Regions from separate parts of the Homo sapiens genome. Here region 2 is linked to region 1. A link is an interaction called in ENCODE POLR2A ChIA-PET data of the cell type or tissue named here. Cell type or tissue: PC-3. All regions are shown on one strand. Each heading gives the region's core, and the rest is flanking DNA. Links, peaks and the distances in the headings are about the cores only.

Evidence for each region. ChIA-PET counts read pairs that join two places held together with the same protein. Peaks named below come from ENCODE experiments on the same cell type or tissue, not always from the same donor. Only the 100,000 strongest peaks of a DNase experiment are listed, where the experiment ranks them.
Region 2: POLR2A ChIA-PET joins it to region 1 with 14 read pairs; 11 of 35 experiments call an interaction of 5 or more read pairs at or near these places.

What each region holds. Positions count from the first base shown.
Region 1 is chr3:194,502,223-194,512,316 of GRCh38, forward strand. No RefSeq gene overlaps it. Among named protein-coding and RNA genes, the nearest start is that of ATP13A3-DT, 20 kb to the left of the region's middle. In PC-3, for the core only: no CTCF peak of the experiment used is centred there; no DNase peak of the experiment used is centred there; H3K27ac peaks cover 646 bases.
Region 2 is chr3:194,557,216-194,567,309 of GRCh38, forward strand. It overlaps the pseudogene RPL23AP93. Among named protein-coding and RNA genes, the nearest start is that of TMEM44-AS1, 22 kb to the right of the region's middle. In PC-3, for the core only: no CTCF peak of the experiment used is centred there; DNase peaks (open chromatin) are centred at 4,376 and 8,516; H3K27ac peaks cover 1,128 bases.

The DNA.
Region 1 (10,094 bases), core at 681-8,680:
TTCTAGAAAGGTACAAACTATCAAAACTGACTCAAGAAGAAATAGAAAATCTAAATTGATCTAAACAAGTAAGGTGATGAAATTAGTAATCAAAAAACTTCCTGCAAAGAAAAGCCCAGGACCAGATGACCACTGATAAATGTACACAATTTTAAGGAAAATTGGTACCAATTCTTCACAAACCGTTACAAAAAAAAAGGACGAAGTACTTCCCAACTTATTCTATAAGGCCAGTACTAACCTGATACCAAACCCCTTAAAAAGATATCGCAAAAAAAGAAAACTAAAATTTATCTGCAGATACAAGGGACAGAAATAGCCAAAACAATTGTTTTTGTTTTGTTTTGTTTTGTTTTTGAGACAGAGCCTCACTCTGTCCACCCAGGCAGAGTGCAGTGGCGCAATCTCGGCTCACTGCAACCTCTGCCTCCCAGGTTCAAGTGATTTTCCTGTCTCAGCCTCCCTAGCTGCTGAGACTACAGGCACATGCCACCACACCCAGCTAACTTTTGTATTAGTGGAAATGGGGTTTCACCATGTTGACCTGGCTGGTCTCAAACTCCTGACCTTAGGTGATCCACCCCCTCCCCTGGCCTCCCAAAGTGCTGGCATTATAGGCATGAGCCACCGCGCCCAGCCTAAAACAATTGTTTAAACGAAGAAAAAATTTGAAGGACTCACTTCCAAATTTAAAACTTAACTACAGAGCTGCAGTAATCAAGACAGTGTGGTACTGGCACAAAGCTAGACATGTAGATCAATGGAATAGAATTGAAGATCCAGAAATAAACCCTTACATTTCTAGTCAACTGATTTTCAACAAGGGTGCCAAGACAATTCAATGGGAAAAAGAATAAGCTTTTTAACAAATGATGTCGAAACAACTGAATATCCATATGCAAAAGAGTGAATTGGACTCATTCCTCATACCATACACAAAACTTAAAATGGACATGATCCCAGAAACATGGGAAAGGGGTAAATAGGCAGTGACTACTAATGGATACAGAGTTTCTTTTGGGAGCAATGAAAATATTCTGAAATTAGATAGTGGTGATGGTTGCACAACTCAGTGACTATACCATAAACTGACTTTAAAAGGCTTATTTTTTAGGATGCATGACTAATATCTCAAAAATATCATTATTTTAAAAACAGTATATTTACAAAGGGCTCAAAATAACATAATAAAGGCTCTAGGCCATGATTCAGTTGTGCCTTTACTGAAACCTTATATTCCCCAGGGTACCATAATTCAGAATTATCAAATTAGACCGTGAGAAGGCTCCATATGGAATCCTGTTAATATAGTCCCTCACTGAATCACCTTAACAAAATTTCATCTGAATATTTCCCTCATAGCTTTAATCAAAGTTACTTTAGTAAATATCCATATGGAACTTACTTCTACATTTTTGCACAAATATTAAAAACATTGTCCTTCCCGTCAACATATCACTCATAGTTCCCCATATTATTAAAAAAACTTTATTATGAAAATTTAGCTACAATTTATTTCGGGAAAAGCGATTCTCCTTAGGAATTATCTTTTCTGATAATCAAAACTACAATCGATTATGATTTCTTTTTAGCCTTAGAGGAAACTCATTTGAACCATAGCAATTATGTTGATTGAAGTAATTAACATATTTGTTTATTCATTTTTTTCTTTCTGTTTTTCTGTTTTTCAATTCCTAATTTGCAAATTTTTTTGAGACAGGGTCTCACTTTGTTGCCCAGGCTGGAGTGTAGTGGCCTTGACCTCTGGGGCTCAAGCCATCCTCGCACCTCAGCCTCTCAAGTAGCTGGGACGATGGGCACACGCCACCATGCCTGGCTAATTTTTTGACGTTTTGTTGAGACAAGATCTCACTATGTGTCCCAGGATGGATATAATTTGCAATTTTATTGCATAGAATTTTGGTGTAAGTCACCTCAAACCCTGATATTCAAAGGATTTGTCAAGGAGTCTTGTCTAAGGTTCAGTATTTAATTGAGCCTCACATTAAATCAAAGTTTCTCTAACTAGGCACCATTGACATTTTGAGCTAGATGATTCTTTGCTGTGGGGGCTGGGGCTGTCCTGTGCACTGCAGGGTGTTGAGCAGCATCCTTGGCTTCTACCCACTAGATAGCAGTAGCAGCTCCTTAGTTATAACAACCAAAAATGTAATCAGACAGTGCCCGATGTCCCTGCAGGGCAAAATTACCCCCAGCTAAGAACTACTGCATTAAATCACCCTTGAAAAACTGACCCCCACCACTATTTCAGTAACTCTTGGGAAGTTCATCATGAGGCCAGGCTCGGTGGCTCACACCTGTAATCCCAACACTTTGGGAGGCCAAGGCAGGTGGATCATCTGAGGTCGGGAGTTCGAGACCAACCTGAACAACACAGTGAAACCCTGTCTATACTAAAAATAGAAAAATTAGCCAGACATGGTGGTGGGCGCCTGTAATCCCAGCTACTAGGGAGGCAAAGGCAGGAAAAGATTGCAGTGAGCTGAGATCATGCCACTGCACTCCAGCCTGAGCAACAGAGCAAAATTCCATCTCAAAAAAAAAAAAGAAGTTCATCATGTTAGATAATAGGTAGCTAGGTAGATAGATACACAGATAGATACTCACACTCTGTTCACTTACATGAGATGAATTGAAGGTGTGTCTGCACTTACTATCAATTCCTAAAGCAGAGCCGCTTCTATCTGAGTTTACATAGAAAGAATTTTCTAGGGCTGGGCCTGGTGGCTCATGCGTGTAATCCCAGCACGTTGATGAAGCTGAGGCAGGCAGATTGCTTGAGCCCAGGAGTTCAAGAGCTGCATGTGTAACATGGCAAACCCTTGTCTCTACAAAAAAACACAAAAATTAGCCAGGCATGGTGGCGCACACCTGTAGTCCCAGCTACTCGGGGGGCTGGGGCAGGAGGATCACCTGAGCCCAGGAGGTTGAAGCTGCAGTGAGATGTGACTGTGACGCTGCACTCCAGCCTGGGCGACAGAGTGACAGACCCTGTCTCAAAAAAACAAACAAAAACAAACAAACAAAAAGATTTGCCAAGAACTACAGAACTCTCGAGAGAAATGGAGAGCTTAAAAAAAAAATTCTAATCTGTTATCTCATTTGAGCCCAATAATCCATCAAAAATAAAACTGTTGTTATTTCATTTTTTAGATGAGGAAATTGAAGTCCAGAGAATAAAAATAGTCAACTTCCAGACTAAATTCCAAATTCAGTGTTGATCCTTTCACAGCGAGGGAAAATGGGTCTGTTTCTCTCCCTGTCTCTATATAACCACAAATCCCTCCCTAGGTGATCCTCCCTGGGGATGGAGTCCTAGAAAGCCAAAGACAGTCTTCTAAAGAGCCAACAGCCTAAATTGGCATTTAATCCAGTCAACATCTAGAAAATGGATTACTACTTCCCAGATTATGTTGTACTTTAATTAAAGCTCGCAAATTACTTTTAGATCTAGTTTCTCCTTTGCAAGGAATACAGGCGATAGAGGAAGAAGTTAGAGGACACTAGCAGTCACATCCAGAAGCAGGACATTCTATAAGACATGGTCTTTACTGAAGGAGCAGGATTGAAAAAAAAGACAAATGGTCTGAACTTTTCTGAAGAATCATTATCAAGAAAATAAACAATCAAAAACAAAACCATGGAGAGATGGTTTCAGAAAAAAATAGACTAGCAAAACCTCAGAATCAAATGTAATATGTGAACCTTGATTGGATCCTGGTAATGTGTAAAAGGAATTATGTTGAAGGAATTCTTAGAATGAAGGGAATTTGAATGTGGCTGGATATGAGTGTAGAGGTCAGTTTGTTAGAGTTGTAAGAATCAAAATGGAGTCACTTGTGTTTAAAAACAAAACAAAAAACTGACAAATGGAGCCAGAGAAGGCTATGAAGGGAGAGTTCTCGTGCATAAGTGCCTGAAAACAAAAACTATCACAAAAGTCTGCAAAAATTGCAACCTTGCACACAGGTCATCGGAGCCTTACACAAAAAAATACTTCTGCGAGGACATCTGCCAAAACAACTGGCTGTTCAACCTCAAACTGGCGTCACCCTTGTTACTGATCTTTGTTGGCAAGGATAATTATCTCAAAACAATTATATAATCCTCAGTTTTCCTTTAAAAACCTTCGTCTTCTTTAACCTTTACATAGTTCACTATGGCATGCATATTCCCATTGCAATGATACATACCCAGATGAATATTATTTTTTTAGAGTGCCTCTCTATTTGATATTTAGGTCAACTAGTGTTAATTTTCTGGTATAACAGGAAACTGTTCTTATTCTTAAAAGATACATGCTGAAAATATTTTGGGATAAAGTGTCATGATTGCTGTAACTTTCAAAGGGTCAACAACAACAAAACGATGATATTGGTAAAGTATTATATATAGAGAAAATATTAACATTTTTAAAAATTTAAATGAAAGATGTACAGGAGTGTGCTGTACTGGTCTTCCGTTTCTCTGAATGTATGAAACATTTCCATAATAGAAAGTTGTGGGGAGCCAGGCATGCTGGTTCACACCTGTAATCCCGGCACTTTGGGAGGCCAAGGCAAGCGGATCACCTGAGGTCAGGAGTTTGAGACCAGCCTGACCAACATAGTGAAACCCCTGTCTCTACTAAAAATACAAAAATTAGCCGGGCGTGGTGGCAGGTACCTGTACTCCCACCTACTCAGGAGGCTGAGGCAAGAGAATTGCTTGAACCTGGGAAATGGAAGTTGCAGTGAGCCGAGATTGTGGCATTGTACTCCAGCTCTGTCTCCTTTTGAGACAGCAAGACTCCGTCTCAAAAAAAAAAAAAAAAAAAAAGGAAAGTTGGGGGAAATGATCAAGCCTCCTTAATGCAGGGATTCTGAATGAGTAGTTCATGGTTCACCTTGCAGGGAGATGGGGCCCCATGGTTGTGCTTTAAGGATGCTGTGGACTCCCTACAATGTCAGCAACTGCTGTGTGCACCTGTAGCTCTCCATTTCTCTCGAGAGAAGTCCTGTAGTTCTTCGCAAATCCTTTTCAAAGGGGACTCGTGATTCCAGAAGCATCGAAGCCTTGAGGCTTGCCTGGAGATTTTAGGTCTGGTGGCTGCAGATGCATATGAGATGTGGACTGCAAGATATTTCTCTACTGTTCAAATCACGTGTTGGAGGCGACTCCCTAAAGTCATAGGATCTCAAAATTGAAAGGAGCCTTAGGAATAACCTAGTTTTCAGCACCGAAGCGAAGCTCTCAAGACTTTGTCAAAGGTCAGGCAGTTAACTTAATGGCCGCAGGAAAAGCAAAGTCCAGGTCTCCCCTCTGCTTCTGCAAAGAACCGGTTCTGTTGGTCCAGTCGCTTGAGTTCCTACATGAACCCAAAAAAACCAGTGAACATCCTTCTGCAGGCTACAAAGCACTACGATCTGCTTCCCTCCCTACCTCCTTCTCCTGACATCCCCTCCTCCTGTCCTGCCCAGGTTCACTCCTCGCCCACCACGTGGTCTGCTTAGGGCTCCCACACAGCAAGCATGTGCCCCCTTAGGGCCTGCGTCCTGGCTGCTCCCTCTCCTCGCTGCTCTTCCTCCCAGTACTCGGTTGGTTACTGCCCCATCTTCGTCAAGCTGCCCACGTCTCACCTACTCCATGTGATTTACCCTGACCGCCCTGTTCAACACTGTAACTCCCTCCACCCCCGCCCCCCACCCCACCAGCAATACTCAGTTCCGCTGCTTATTTTTCCCATAGCACGTGTCACCTTCTAATACCCTATACAATTTGTCAGTTTTTTCCATTTGAGTATAAGCTCCACCAGGGCAGAGATCTTTGTTTTATTTGCTGATATATCCCAAGAGCCTAGAGCAATGCCTGGCACAGAGAAGGTACTCAATACCGAAAACTCTTTTCTTTTTTTTTTTTTTTTTTGAGGCAGAGTCTCACTCTGTCACCTAGGCTGGGGTGCAGTGGCACGATCTGGGCTCAAAGCAACCTCTGCCTCCCAGGTTCAAGCGATTCTCCTGCCTCAGCCTCCTGAGTAGCTGAGACCACAGGCGTGCGCCACCGCACCCAGCTAATTTTTTTGTATTTTTACTAGAGATGGGGTTTCACCATGTTGGCAGGGCTGGCCTTGAACTCCTGGCCTTAAGTGATCAGCCTGCTTTGGCCTCCCAAAGTGCTGGGATTACACCACGCCCAGCCACAATACTGAAAACTTGCTGAATGAATGAATGAATATTCTCTCTCTGAAAATTAGGACATAATTCCAATTTAAGTCCCGATAAAAGGAGCCACGAAGAGGCAAAAGAATTAGGCAGGAAAGGTTGGGGTAGTGGTTACACTAGATGCTTTACAGTTATTTATAGGGCAGGACTTAAACTCTTGGTTTGATAAAATATATGAAGGAGCATATAACTGACAGCTCAGCTCCGTTTTGCAAAGTGTCAGCCAGCACTTCTCTCTACACAAAACAGATTAGTAACATCTCTTCCTGCCAGAGGGCTTACATGTTGCAATTCTCTTGTAAAAAGTTTCTGAATATTTAATAGTTGAAGTTGAATGACTTTCTAATAGGGTGTTGATTTACTACATCACTGACATAATTAAGAGGTATCAATTCAGGTCTGTTGGGATTAAGTTTATAACCCCCAAAGGTAAGCTTTCCGAGCCAAGCAAGTCAGAAAACAACAAGCACGTGATGCAGAGGAACATTGACACACCAGCTGAAGCCTCTGCAGCTGTGTTTTCCTAAGATTCCCACCTTTGCTGCAGGCCCAGTGGGTGTCACCTTGTTCTGAGTGTGGGAGTGAAGCTACGGTGAACCCACAGCGTTAAGCCCGCGGTGGGGGACCCTGTGGGGGTCCCACAAACAGTCACCCTGAAGTTTTAAGCTTGGGAAGGAGACCCTGACCTAGTATGTATGGCGGTGGTCTATTCTGATCTACGAGTGTGGGTGTGGGTATTCATTACTAAATTTCACTGTAAACTGCCAGGAAGAAAATGTCAGCCTGTGGCAACTAAACACTCCGTGTGTTTCACTAGTAATGACTTCCTCTCTTCTTTTTTTTTTTGTTTTTTTTCCTGAGACAGGGTCTTGCTCTGTCACCCAGGCTGGACTGCAGTGGCATGATCTTGGCTCCCTGCAGCCTCCACCTCCGAGGCTGAAGCAATCCTCCCACCTCAACCTTTCTGGTAGCTGGGCCTACAGACGTGTGCCACCATGCACAGCTAATTTTTGTATTTTTTGTAGAGACAGGGTTTTGCCGTGTTGCTCAGGCTGGTGTCGAACTCTTAGACTCAAAGATCTGCCCACCTCAGCCACCCAAAGTGCTAAGATTACAGGTATGAGCTGCCACTTCACCCGGCCTTTTTTTTTTTGCCTTGAGACAGAGTCATGCTCTGTTGCCCAGGCTGGAGTGCAGTAGTGCAATCGTGGGTCACTGCAGCCTTGACTTCCTGGGCTCCAGCGATCCTCCCACCTGAGCCTCCCGAGTAGCTGGGACTACAAGTGCATGACACCACACCTGGCTAATTTTATATATATATATATATACTTTTTTTTTTTTTTTTTTTTTTTTTTTGTAGAGATGGGGTTTCACCATATTGCCCAGGCTGGTCTCAAACTCCTGGGCTCAAGCAATCTGCCTGCCTCAGCCTCCCAAAGTGCTGGGATTACAAGCGCAAGCCACGCACCCAGCCTCACTAGTGACTTTTCATTGCAAGTGTGCGTGCACCAGGCACACTCCCACCTCAGGGCCTTTGCACTTGCTGTGCCCTCTGCCTCTACCAGTAGCCCTATGGCTTTTGCTTCCTTACCTTTTTCAGGTCTTTGTTTAAACATCCCCTCCTCACTGAGGCCTACAGTTGAAATCCCTTCCCCTTGGCACGCTTTATCCCCCTGTCCTGATCTGTTGTTTTTTTTTCCATAGCATGAATCACCATCTGCCATATTATAGATGGTAGTTTATTGATTGTCTATCTCCCCCTCCCCACTAGAATGTAATGTCTACAAGGGCATTTTATCCACTGTTCTCCATGTCTAGAACTTTACTGGCATATAGAATATACTTTAAAGATGTTTATCATTGAATGAATGACTCTTGCTCCACTCACAAAGTGTAAATGTGTCTCCCAAGCCTATCCTTACCCTGCTTAACACTAGTCCTGATTATCCCCCATGCCGACAGCTTGCCTGTGTGGACTCCTGCCTGCTCTCTGTGCCAGGATCCCGTGACATGAAACAGAATAAGTGCTTCATAAACGGGAGTGACACTAGGCGTGGTGGCATGCATCTGGAGTCCTAGCTACGCGGGAGGCTGAGGCAGGAGGATTGCCTGAGCCTAGGAGTTGGAGGCTCTAATGCACTTGGATAGCACCTATGAATAGCCAGTGCCCTCCAACCTGGGCAACATAGTGAGCTCTTGTCACCAAAAAAAAAAAAAAAAAAGCTAGAAGAGAATAATTTGAATATTTCTAGCACAAAGAAAAGACAAATATTTAAGATAATGGATAGCCCAGTTACACAGATTTGATCTTTACAAATTATATGAATGTATTAAATTATCATGGCTGGGTGCAGTGGCTCACACTTGTAATCCCAGCACTTTTGGAGGCTGAGGTGGGTGGATCATCTGCGGTCAGGAGTTCCAGACCAGCCTGGCAAACACGGCAAACATGTACTAAAAATACAAAAAATTAGCCAAGTGTGGTGGCAGGCACCTGTAATCCCAGCAACTCAGGAGGCCGAGGCGGGAGAATTGCTTGAACCTGGGAGGCAGAGTGCTTGCAGTGAGCCGAGACCGCACCACTGCTTTGTAGCCTGGGCAACAGAGTGAGATGCCATTTCAATAATAATAATAAACTATCACATGTAACCCCCAAATATGTACATCATTGTGTATCAATAAAAATAAATAAATGTGAATAAATGACTGAGAGTATGAATAATGCCATCCCTCCAGCGCCCTTGCACTGTGGTTCTCCAGCACCTGCTACTTAGGTTTCTTCAGATACCAGCTGCTCTGGGAGCTATACCTTGTTTCAGGATCTCAGTCACTGCCTTCAGCAGCCCACTATCTGATCCAAGCAGCCATGGATTCTCTTTTGTATCCAGTCACTCCTGTACCCTCTTCCCTTTTAGGTTTTGCTACTGTCTTCAAACTTGCTTTGAAGATTTGAGCTCCTGTGTCACCAGGTCACCCTCAGAGGCATCAGGACATGCTCTTCAAGTAAAGTCCAAATGAGGGATTAGACACTCTGGGCTTCATTTCTCAGTGTCCTCTCTCAAGAGCTAGACTATTACTTGCATTTCTCATCTCCTTGAATCATCAGCGCCTGGTGCTATCATTTAAAATAGGGAAAGTTATGAACTGGGTTAAATTTTTTTTTTTTTTTTGAGATAGAATGTCACTTTGTTGCCCAGGCTAAAGTACAGTGGTGCAATCTTGGTTCACTGCAACCTCCACCTCCCGAGTTCAAGCAATTCTCCTGCCTCAGCCTCCCAAGTAGCTGGGATTACAGGTGTTCACCACCATGCCTGGCTAGTTTTTGTGCTTTTAGTAGAGACAGGGTTTCACCATGTTGGCCAGGCTGGTCTCGAACTTATGACCTCAAGTGATCTGCCCGCCTCAGCCTCCCAAAGTGCTGGGATTACAGGCGTGAGCCACCACACCCGGCCTCAAAAAATATTTTTTTAGAAAGAAAAAAGAAAGAAACAAAAACAAATAAAATAGGGAAAGATGATTAGTAAGTCTCTTCCTTTCCAGGGCCTTAGTTTTCCTACCTGTAAAATACAGAGCATGGTATTTTTGGAGTCCATGAATCCACCAAGCACAGTATCATCTTTGCATGGTGCTTTAAAGTATATAAAACATTTTAGACAAACAAGATCTTATTTAACAAAAAAATGCCCAATAAATGTTTGCTAACAGAAATGATAATGCTGATTCTGTGTGAGCTGAAAGAAGCCTGTTGAAGGTGAATGTGTCGTCTATCATTAAGTCTGAGGACCAATTAAAGTTAAAACAAGTATGAGTCACTAAATGTTAGAATTAATTTTGAATCCCTTAGTTTAATTCCTACATGTTGTCAATGCCTGA
Region 2 (10,094 bases), core at 804-8,803, 55 kb after region 1:
ATGTGCTGTGTTGGTGTGCTGCCCCCATTAACTCGTCATTTACATTAGGTATATCTCCTAATGCTATCTCTCACCCCTCCCCCCACCCGTTTCTTTAAAGGGCCCTCTGACCCTCTTCAGTCACCCAAACAACACACCTAGACCTTCCCCTGGAATTGTCTGGATCTCACAGTCATTGCTGGGTCCCTTAAAGCAAAGCTGCTGGTGAATAACAATATATAACAATATTCTCTTTGGGTTTGCAAATGCCCAAAGAAGTCTCTGTTATCACCTTTATTGTTTAAGAGGGACAATAATTTAAGAGGACTATTTACATGTTTTTGATAATAACAACAATAATAGCAATGACAGGAATGATAACCCAGCCTTTTTTTTTTTTTTTTTTCCCATTGTAGAAACTTCCAGTCATTCACCCTATCAATCCCTGAAAAGAGTTCTTCCTCCCTCACTCTTCCCTTCTGGGACATGACCTGGGTTTCTGCGTCTAATCTCTGAGATGCTGGGGTGGTACATCACATGGATTTTTTTTTTTAATTGCATCAGGCCATAGGGGATTTTTTTTTTTTCTTTTTCGACTGAGAAGACAATGAAATTTATGTTCTTTCCCACCCTCCTGAAGGAAGAAACATTTCAGGGGGCACCACACCTAAACATCCCGGGCGCTTCCAGCAAATCTCAGTACATGGTGAGATGCAGGAGGGAAATCACGCAGCTGAGACCTATGGTACTCCAGGAGGTTTTCGGTGACATTAGCCCAGGATTTTATCCATGTTTCTCTTGACTTGCTCCTGACTTTTTTTTTTTTCTTTTTTTTTTGACAGAGTCTCATTCTTGCCCAGGCCAGAGTGCAGTGGCGTGATCTTGACTCACTGCAACCTCTGCCCCCCCGGGTTTAAGTGATTCTCCTGCCTCAGCCTCCCAAGTAGCTGGGATTACAGGAGCACACCACCACCATGCCCAGCTAATTTTTGTATTTTTAATAGTGACGGGGTTTCACCATGTTGGCCAGGCTGGTCTCAAACTCCTGACCTCATGATCCACCCGCCTCAGCCTCTCAAAGTGCTGGAATTACAGGGGTGAGCCACCATGCCCGGCCACATATAGATTTTTATAGTTAGAAATTGTCCTGTTTAATTAATGGTGTGCTCAAATAAATATACAATCATTGCATATTCATTAATCGTCTTTCTCTCCCACCAGAATATGAACTCCATGACAGCAGGAATTGCATCTACTTTACTCCCTGCTGTCTCCCCAGGACCTATACAGAACTCAACCATCATTTGTCGAGTGAATAAATGAACAAGTGAATAAGAAAAGTAGATATGGGCCAGGCGCAGTGGCTCACGCCTGTAATCCCAGCACTTTGGGAGGCCGAGGTAGGTGGATCACCAGGTCAGGAGATTGAGACCATCCTGGCTAACATGGTGAAACCCTATATCTACTAAAAATACAAAAATTTTGCCAGGCATGGTGGCGGGTGCCTGTAATCCCAGCTACTCAGGAGGCTGAGGCAGGAGAATCGTTTGAACCTGGGAGGTGGAGGTTGCAGTGTGAGCCGAGATTGTGCCACTGCATTCCAGCCTGGGCAACAGAGTGAGACTCTGTCTCAAAAAAAAAAAAAAAAAAAGATATGGATGGGCTCTTTTTAAAAATAGGGCCCTAAGGTGTGATTTTTTTTTCTTTTTGAGATGGAGTCTTGCTCTGTTGCCCAGGCTGGAGTGCAGTGGCGCAATCTTGGCTCACTGCAACCTCCGCCTCCAGGGTTAAAGTGATTCTCCTACCTCAGCCTCCCAAGTAGCTGGGACTACAGGTGCCTGCCACCACACCTGGCCTTTTTTTTTTTTTTTTTTTTGTATTTTTAGTAGAGATGGGGTTTCACCATGTTGGCCAGGATGGTCTCGATCTCTTGACCTCGTGATCCACCCACCTCGGCCTCCCAAAGTGCTGGGATTACAGGCGTGAGCCACCGCGCCCGGTCTATGGTGTGATTTTTTACCCTCTCTATCTGCAGGAAAAGCTATGAGTCCCCAGGTGCACAGAGTATTGCCAGATAGAAGAAGGACTCTGCAGGAGAATGGCTAGGGGTTCACTTTAGCCACAGAGCAGTTTCTGACTTACGACTCACCTGACTTTCCTTTGCCCCCACTGTCACCTGAAGGGTGTATATTACCCTAGTGGTGGGATGGACGATGCATCCAGCCATCATTCAGATCACCAAACTAACTCCCCTTCCTGGATTCTAGGCTTACCATTAACCTTCTGATTGTGATTTTGGCTTCCCATGCTGATTTCCACAGCAAGAGAGAGCAGGCTGGTCAGGCTGACTCAAACGCCTGCTTCTCCCAGCATTTATACATTTCATTATAAACTCATCGCTGGACATTCTGCTCTGTCCCCTCCAGTCTCCTCTGAGTGAGTCTGCTTTGGGAGTCCCATTGACTATGGGGTGCTGAACCTACAAGGCCAGACTCTGAACAGTGGCTACGTCTGTCACAAGTTGCTGCCCCGTGAAGGTTCTCAGCAGTGGGCCAGCTGGTCCTTCCCAGGCACCTGCCAGCATTGCTGCAAGATTTGTTCCACATTTTCCCACAGATGTAGTAATGCCACTTAAAGGAGTTTATATGGAGGAGATAATTGGATACATATGTAAAGACGTATGTCAAAAAGGTATTCACTGTGGTATTGTCACCTCCCCTCAGCTGCAGGTATTGGTGGTGGCACTTTTATATCCCAGGATGTCCTCAGAGTTTGGGTGCCAGAGCCCCTCAGTCTCCACCTTCCATAGCACCAGTGGGGATTAATTGATGGTGTGGTCTCTCACTGTACGTGTAAGGGGAAGCATTGGTGACGGAGTAGCAGTTGCCTTGGTGAACTGCCGAAGCCCCGAAGTGGGTAAAGCTTTGGCTTTCACTAGTGAGTATCAGGCAGCTGTGTCTCTTCCTGGAGCCACAGGTGGAGTTCTGGTTGCAGAGCAGCAACTGGCCTGGGCAAGCTGGACCTTGGACCAGGGGCTGGTCCAGTCTTCAATTCTGGCTCTTTCCACAGGTAGGTTAGCCGGGGCAGGGTCGCAAGCTGACCCGGAAGTCAGCCAGGGTCAGGCCGGGCTCCAGGCACTGACATATCCTTGAGGTCTTCCCCTGGAGCATGGCAGCTTCTCCAGCAGCACCAATGGCCCCTTTATATTCTTTTATCCTGGAGGAGAACCACAAAGCCTCCCACCCACCTGCCCATTCTCCAGAGACCTTAGCCCCGCAATCACCCGCAAACACTTAACTACTTTGGAGGAAGCAAAGTGCTTTTAGTTTCCAAAGTTAATTCACATTCCCAAGGGTGGCCAAGATGACCTCTTTCCCTAAAGCAAGAACTAACCCCCCAAGTTAGTAAAAAACTGAGAACACCTAATCGATCAATCAATCAGAGTGTGGTTGACTATATGAAGATCTCTTCATACAATGTCTACTATGCAGCCATTAAAATGAAATTGTGGGTCTATACAAATGATTTAGTGTAGGGCCAGGCACAGTGGCTTATGCTTGTAATCCCAGCACTTTGGGAGGCCAAGGCAGGTGGATCATTTGAGGTCAGGAGCTTGAGACTAGCCTGGCCAACATGGTGAAACCCCATCTCTACTAAAAATACAAAAATTAGCCGGGTGTGGTGGCACACGCCTGTAATCCCAGCTACTCCAGAGGCTGAGGCAGGAGAATCGCTTGAACCCGGGAGGTGGAGGTTGCAGTGAGCCGAGATCATGCCACTGCACTCCAGCCTGCACAATAAGAGCGAAACTCTGTCTCAAAAATAAATAAATAAATAAATAAATAAATAGTTTAGTGTAAAGAAGAATATGACAAACTGCCTTTGTACTCTGGTCCAAACTTTGCCAAAATATGGATGCGTGAGTGCAAACGTGTGCCTGGAGAAAACGGAATGGCAGTCATCAAAATGCTCGCAGTGGTTATCTCTGGGCAGTGAGATTTCTGGTAAGTCTTCTTTATACTTCTCTGTACTATTTGAAGTTTCACAATAAGCATGTTTATCTTATCATCAGAAAAAAACTTTTTTTTTTTAATTTTGGAAGAAAAAACTTCCATTCAATTTGGTGTGCTCTAATGTGCAAAATACTGGAGTAGTGGCCAGGACAAAGTCCTATAGAAGCCAAGTGGAGAGTGGCATTGACCTTGCTGACACTGTGCGGCCAGCACGCCCTGGATCCGATAGCCTCTGCGGTAGGCCTTCCTATTTCAAGAGTCTACGATTCTAAGACGCCAAATGGTATCTCCAGATCAAAACTATTTATAAGAATCATTTCCTTCAGGATGAGTTGTAACTTCCACTTGCTACTTGTATGTTTCGATGACATCATCTCTGAGATTTATGTGAAATGACTCCTTCTCCTTGATGTTATCAAGGAGTTTGAGCAGTTGAGTTCCTTATAGTTCTTTGTGTTTAAACCATATCTGAAGAAGCTGTCATTTGTCAAGGTTTAATTGTTTCCATTATTTTTTTCCTGGTAAGTTTCCAGATATTGCTGGGCAGCTTTGATAAAGAGACCTGAAAAGAAGATGTTAAGAAATGGATGGAGCATGGCTGCAAGTTCCAGGTTCTAGCCCACATCTACTTTTTAGCTGTGTCATCTGGAGTTAGTCATTTCTTTCTGGGTATTTTCTCACTTAAAATTGGAGGGGAGGGTAAGAGGGACATTAGACAAGATTATTTTAAAGATCTTTCTGGGTATTTTCTCACATAAAATTGGAGGGGAGGGTAAGAGGGACATTAGACAAGATTATTTTAAAGATCCTGTCCTGGCCGGGTGCGGTGGCTCATGCCTGTAATCACAGCTCTTAGGGAGGCAGAGGTGGGAGGATAGCTTGAGCCCAGGAGTTCAAGACCTGCCTGTGCAATATAGTGAGACCTCCTTCTTAAAAAAAAAAACAAAAACAAAAACAAAACTTGTCCAGCTCTGTCTCCCTATGATGAGTTTTAGTTCTGAGCTTATAATAGCATATTTTATAGTCCTAGTGCCAAATATTCTTAAAGTTATCTTCATATCTAAGTCTTTCAATAAATAGAAAAGTATATTGTTGACTACGGCCTTAGAGGTCACTGCTTGAATCCTTCCCATGCCACCCTTGCTAGGTGGTCACCTTGTGTCAACTAACACCTACGGGGACAAGAAACCCCCTCCCTCCCGAGGTAGCCCATTTCTCTTTATTGGTAAAGAGCATTTAAAAGGTGTTTCTTGGCCGGGCACAGTGGCTCATGCCTATAATCCCAGCACTTTGGGAGGCCGAGGTGGGTGGATCACGAGATCAGGAGATCGAAACCAAACCCCGTCTCTACTAAAAACACAAAAAATTAGCCGGGCATGGTGGTGGGCGCCTGTAGTCCCAGCTACTCGGGAGGCTGAGGCAGGAGAATCGCTTGAACCTGGGAGGTGGAGCTTGCAGTGAGCTGAGATTGCACCACTGCACCCCAGCCTGGGTGACAGAACGAGACTCCATCTCAAAAAAAAAGGTGTTTCTTGGGAGAGCTGAAATCTGCAACCTTCTAACTTCCATTTACTGTCTGCTCTCCCGATCACTTTGCAGAGGACGCTTTTCTTTTGTCCCCTTCCCTGCACCCTTTGCAGCCTCAGAGAAGGTGTTTCTAATTCCCTGATGTTGGAGAAGGAGGTTTTCCCTTTTCTATTTTGTTTTATTTGTATTTTTTCTGGTGAAAAGATACATATATACCTTTAGAATTAGCAAGCTGGACTCAGATTAGATGATCCCAATTTTGTTGGCAACATCCAAAGCATGGTCATCAGGAGCCAGTGGACACATGCCTTCTTCTCTCCATCAGGTCGACTCAGTGTTGGCCTTGGCCACACCAATGTCATGGAGCTTGCTCCCTTCTTCTCTCCATCAGGTCGACTCAGTGTTGGCCTTGGCCACATTGATGTCATGGAGCTCCCTCCCTTCTTCTCTCCATCAGGTTGACTCAGTGTTGACCTTGGCCACACAGATGTCATGGAACTCCTTCATAGCCTGTTCCATCTGGTGCTTGTTGGCTTTAACATCCACAGTGAACACAAGTGTGTTGCCTTCTGTCTTCATGGCTGCTTCTCCAGCAGTGCCAATGGCCCCCCTCCCTTTTTTTTTTGGAGATGGAGTCTCACTCTGTTGCCAGGCTGGAGTGCTATGGCATGATCTTGGCTCACTGCAACCTCTGCCTCCCAGGTTCAAGCAATTCTCCTGCCTCAGCCTCCTGAGTAGCTGGGACTACAGGTATGCACCACCATGCCCGGCTAATTTTGTATTTTTAATAAAGACGGGGTTTCACCATGTTGGCCAGGCTGGTCTTGAACTCCTGACCTCAGGTGATGCCCCCGCCTCGGCCTCCCAAAGTGCTGGGATTACAGGCATGAGCCACCGTACCCAGCCACCAATGGCCCTTTTATACTTTTTGTTCTTGGATGAGAACCACAAAGCCTCCCACGCACCTGCTCATTCTCCAGAGACCTTAGTCCTGCAATCTCCTCATGGTCAGTGGGAACTTGAGGCTGGCATAGTGGTCAAACTTGTTTCTTCTGAGGGCACTCTTCCAAGGATATTTGGGCTACCTGTGGTGTCGCAGTGTCTTGGGCCACCAGATGTGGATGACTGGTCTCTGGGGAATGGGCAGGTGCGATGGAGGCTTTGTCCTGTGGACACCTTTCAGCACTGCCTTCTTGGCCCTTAAAGTCTTCACTTTGGCTTTGGCTTGAGGAGGGGCAGGAGCTTCCTTCTTCGCCTTGAGTGCCATCTTGTGAAAAGTTCTTTCCTATTTTAGACTTCAGCACCTGAACAAGAGTGGGCAGATATGTACTCCAAGCTCCAATGATGACCGTGAACCCTACAGAGTTGGAAGTGTGGAAAGCGAGGCATTGTGTCCCTTGTCTGAGACTTTGTCCTTTTGCCCTCAGCAAAAGTCTGGACCTCACTGAGCTGCCCTACAACCATGTGACTGTCCCTTCCTTTTCTAATGCTGGCCTTTCTCCCTTCTCATATTCCCCCTTTCTTCTGTAGCCCTAGTGGGGTCCCTGCATCTCCCAACTCCATTTTTCTGAGTCACCAACACTCTTATCAGAAATATCCTGGCCCTAGTTCTCTCTTGTCCCTATAAATTGTGCAGCCTCCAGCATCTCTCTCTGCTGTCCTCACTTTCTGTCACTGGGTACAGAGAAGAGGTAGCTCTGAGACCCAAGAGTGGACATAAAGGACATTCAGGATAAAAGGGACTCCCATTTCAAAGTGCAGTTTGCTCTCCCCCAAATATGTTAGCAAAAAAATTAGACCCATCTTGCACCTCAAGGATTAGTTAACTTTCAAAGGGGCTACATAAGTACTTCGCATTCCTTTTGTCAACACAGCTTTAATCTTTCACTTTGTAGAACAGAGGTCCCGCTGCCTTCTCAACCCTAGGTCTTTATCACAATGTGCTTTTCCATTAACTCGGGGAAATTATGCTCACATGTTCCTGCCTAATTCTTGGGTTCCTACAGTGGATGGGAAGGTAGGAAATGGGAGAGGCTTTGAAGAGAAAGGTTTTTATGTTTGCAGCAGCCAGGGTTCAACTACAGAAACAGAGCAAGTAGGATATGTATGCTGATATATGAAGAGGTTCCATGCAAGGAATTGGTTTATGCAATGGTGGGGGATGGCTAGGTAAGTCTGAAAGCCCCAGGGCAGTCCATCAGGAAGGACATGCAAGTTCTCAGGTGGAATTTCTTTTTCCTCAGGGAAACCTCAGCCCTGCTCTTAAGATCTTTCACCCGGCGGCTCACGCCTGTAATCCCAGCACTTTGGAGGCGAGCAGATCACTTGAGCCCAGGAGTTCAAGACCAGCCTGGGCAACATGGTGAAACACTATCTCTATAAAAAATGCAAAAAAAGGCCGGGCACAGTGGCTCACGCCTGTAATCCCAGCACTTTGGGAGGCCAAGGCAGGTGGATCATGAGGTCAGGAGATCGAGACCAACCTGGCTAACAAGGTGAAACCCCGTCTCTACTAAAAAAATGAAAAAATTAGCCGGTCGTGGTGGCGGACGCCTGTAGTCCCAGCTACTTGGGAGACTGAGGCAGGAGAATGGCATGAACCCAGGAGGCTGAGCTTGCAGTGAGCCAAGATCACACCACTGCACTCCAGCCTGGGCAACAGAGCGAAACTCCATCTGGAAAAAAAAAAAAAAAAATTAGCCTGGCATGGTGGCGCGCACCAGTAGTCCCAGCCACCAGGAAGCCCGAGGCAGGGGATCACCTGGGCCCGAGAGGTGGAGGCTGCAGTGAGCTGTGATTGTGCCACTGCACTCCAGCCTGGGTGACAGAGTGAAACTCTATCTGAAAAGAAAAACAAAAACAAAAAACCCTTCACCTATTTGAATTATCTGATGATTTAGGATAACCGTTCTTACCCAAAGTCAGTGATTACGGGCTTTAGTCACTTCTATAAAATACGGTACCTTCACAGCAACATCTGGATTCGTGTTTGAGTAAATAATTGGGGAATGTAGCCTAACCAAGTTAACACATAAAAAAGACCATCACATTCCTCAAATACTTATCTTGGAACTTTGGGAGGGACTCATCCCACATATGCACTTATTTCTTCTTTCTGTTTCTTATAAGAAGGACTGCTAGAAAATGTGCCCTTCTAAACAAGCTTTTTAGAAATGTCTGTATTGTTTGCTTAGGATAGTAAAACCCCTTTTTGCCTGTTCATACAGAGGCATGAGGAGCCTCAAGTGGTTGAGGGTCAGTCTTAATTCCAATTCAGTGGAATCATTGCTGTGTTTCCTGGTGGAAGCATTCCTCCCTTTAAGCCTAAGACTCTAGACCAGCAGAACCTAAGGTCACAAGAAAAGGAGGCAGACGTTTTGCTAGTGGATCATTACAGGCAACGGCGAGTGGGGTCATTCCCATTTCCACCCCTCGAATCCTGGATTCGTGAATTCTGGCTATGGAAGAAACAGTAGCATGTATTAGACACTAATTTAGAGACTATCCAGCCTCCTAGAGGACTTTGCCCCACGAGGTATTGCCACCTGGTTGGCACTGTAATTGAGTCTTCAAAAGCCCATTCTGGCCAGGTACAGTGGCTCACACTTGTAATTCCTCGTTTGAGCCCAGGAGTTTGAGACCAGCCTGGACAACATAGTGAGACCCTGTCTCTAATTTAAAAATAAACAAAAACAATTTCAAGGCCATCTTACCACTCTATCAAGCCAGTTGCTTGAGGATATGGGGAACATGGTAAGATTCTGAGTTCCGTAAGCTGGGGCTCATTGCCACATGAATTGAGTTCTCCGATGAGAAGTAGTATTGTGTGAAATGTCATGATGGTGGATAAGGCGTGCTATAAATCCATGGACGGTCGTTTTAGCAGAAACATTGTCTACAGGAAAGGCAAATCTGTATCCAGAGTAAGTAGCTATTCTGGTAAGAACAAAGTGCTGGCCCTTCTATGATGGAAATGATTCAGTGTAATCAATTTGCCACCAGGTAGCTGTCTGATAACCCTGGGGTCCTATCAGGGTCTCTCCGCTGCCAGCAGACTGGGCACTCAGCACTGGCTGCAGCCAGGTCAGCCTTGGGGCTGAGCCCACACACAGCCTCCATCCCTGCCACCATGTCCACTTGATTCATGAGCCCAGTGGGCAATGACAGAACTGGCTGGGGAAAGAGGCTGACTGGTATCCATAAAATGGGTCATCCCATCCACCTATTGTTAAATTCTCTCTCTGCCGAGGTTACCATTTGGTGAGCACTCATGTGGAACATAAATATCTTCACATTTTTCCCTATTCAGAGAGGTCTATCTGCTTACTCCTTCTTCAGACCTCCTTGTCACCAACTTTCCAATTATGTTCCCTTTAAGTCTCTGACCATCCAGCCAGTCCATTGGTGATAGCCCATGCTATGGGTTAAATGTTTGTATCTCCCTAACATTTATCTGTTGAAATTCTAACCACCAATGTGATGGTATTAGGAAGTAGTGAGGGCGGAGCCCTCGTGAAAGGGATCAGTACTCCTTAGGAAAAGAGACACAGAGACCCTGCTTCCTCTCTGCTCTCT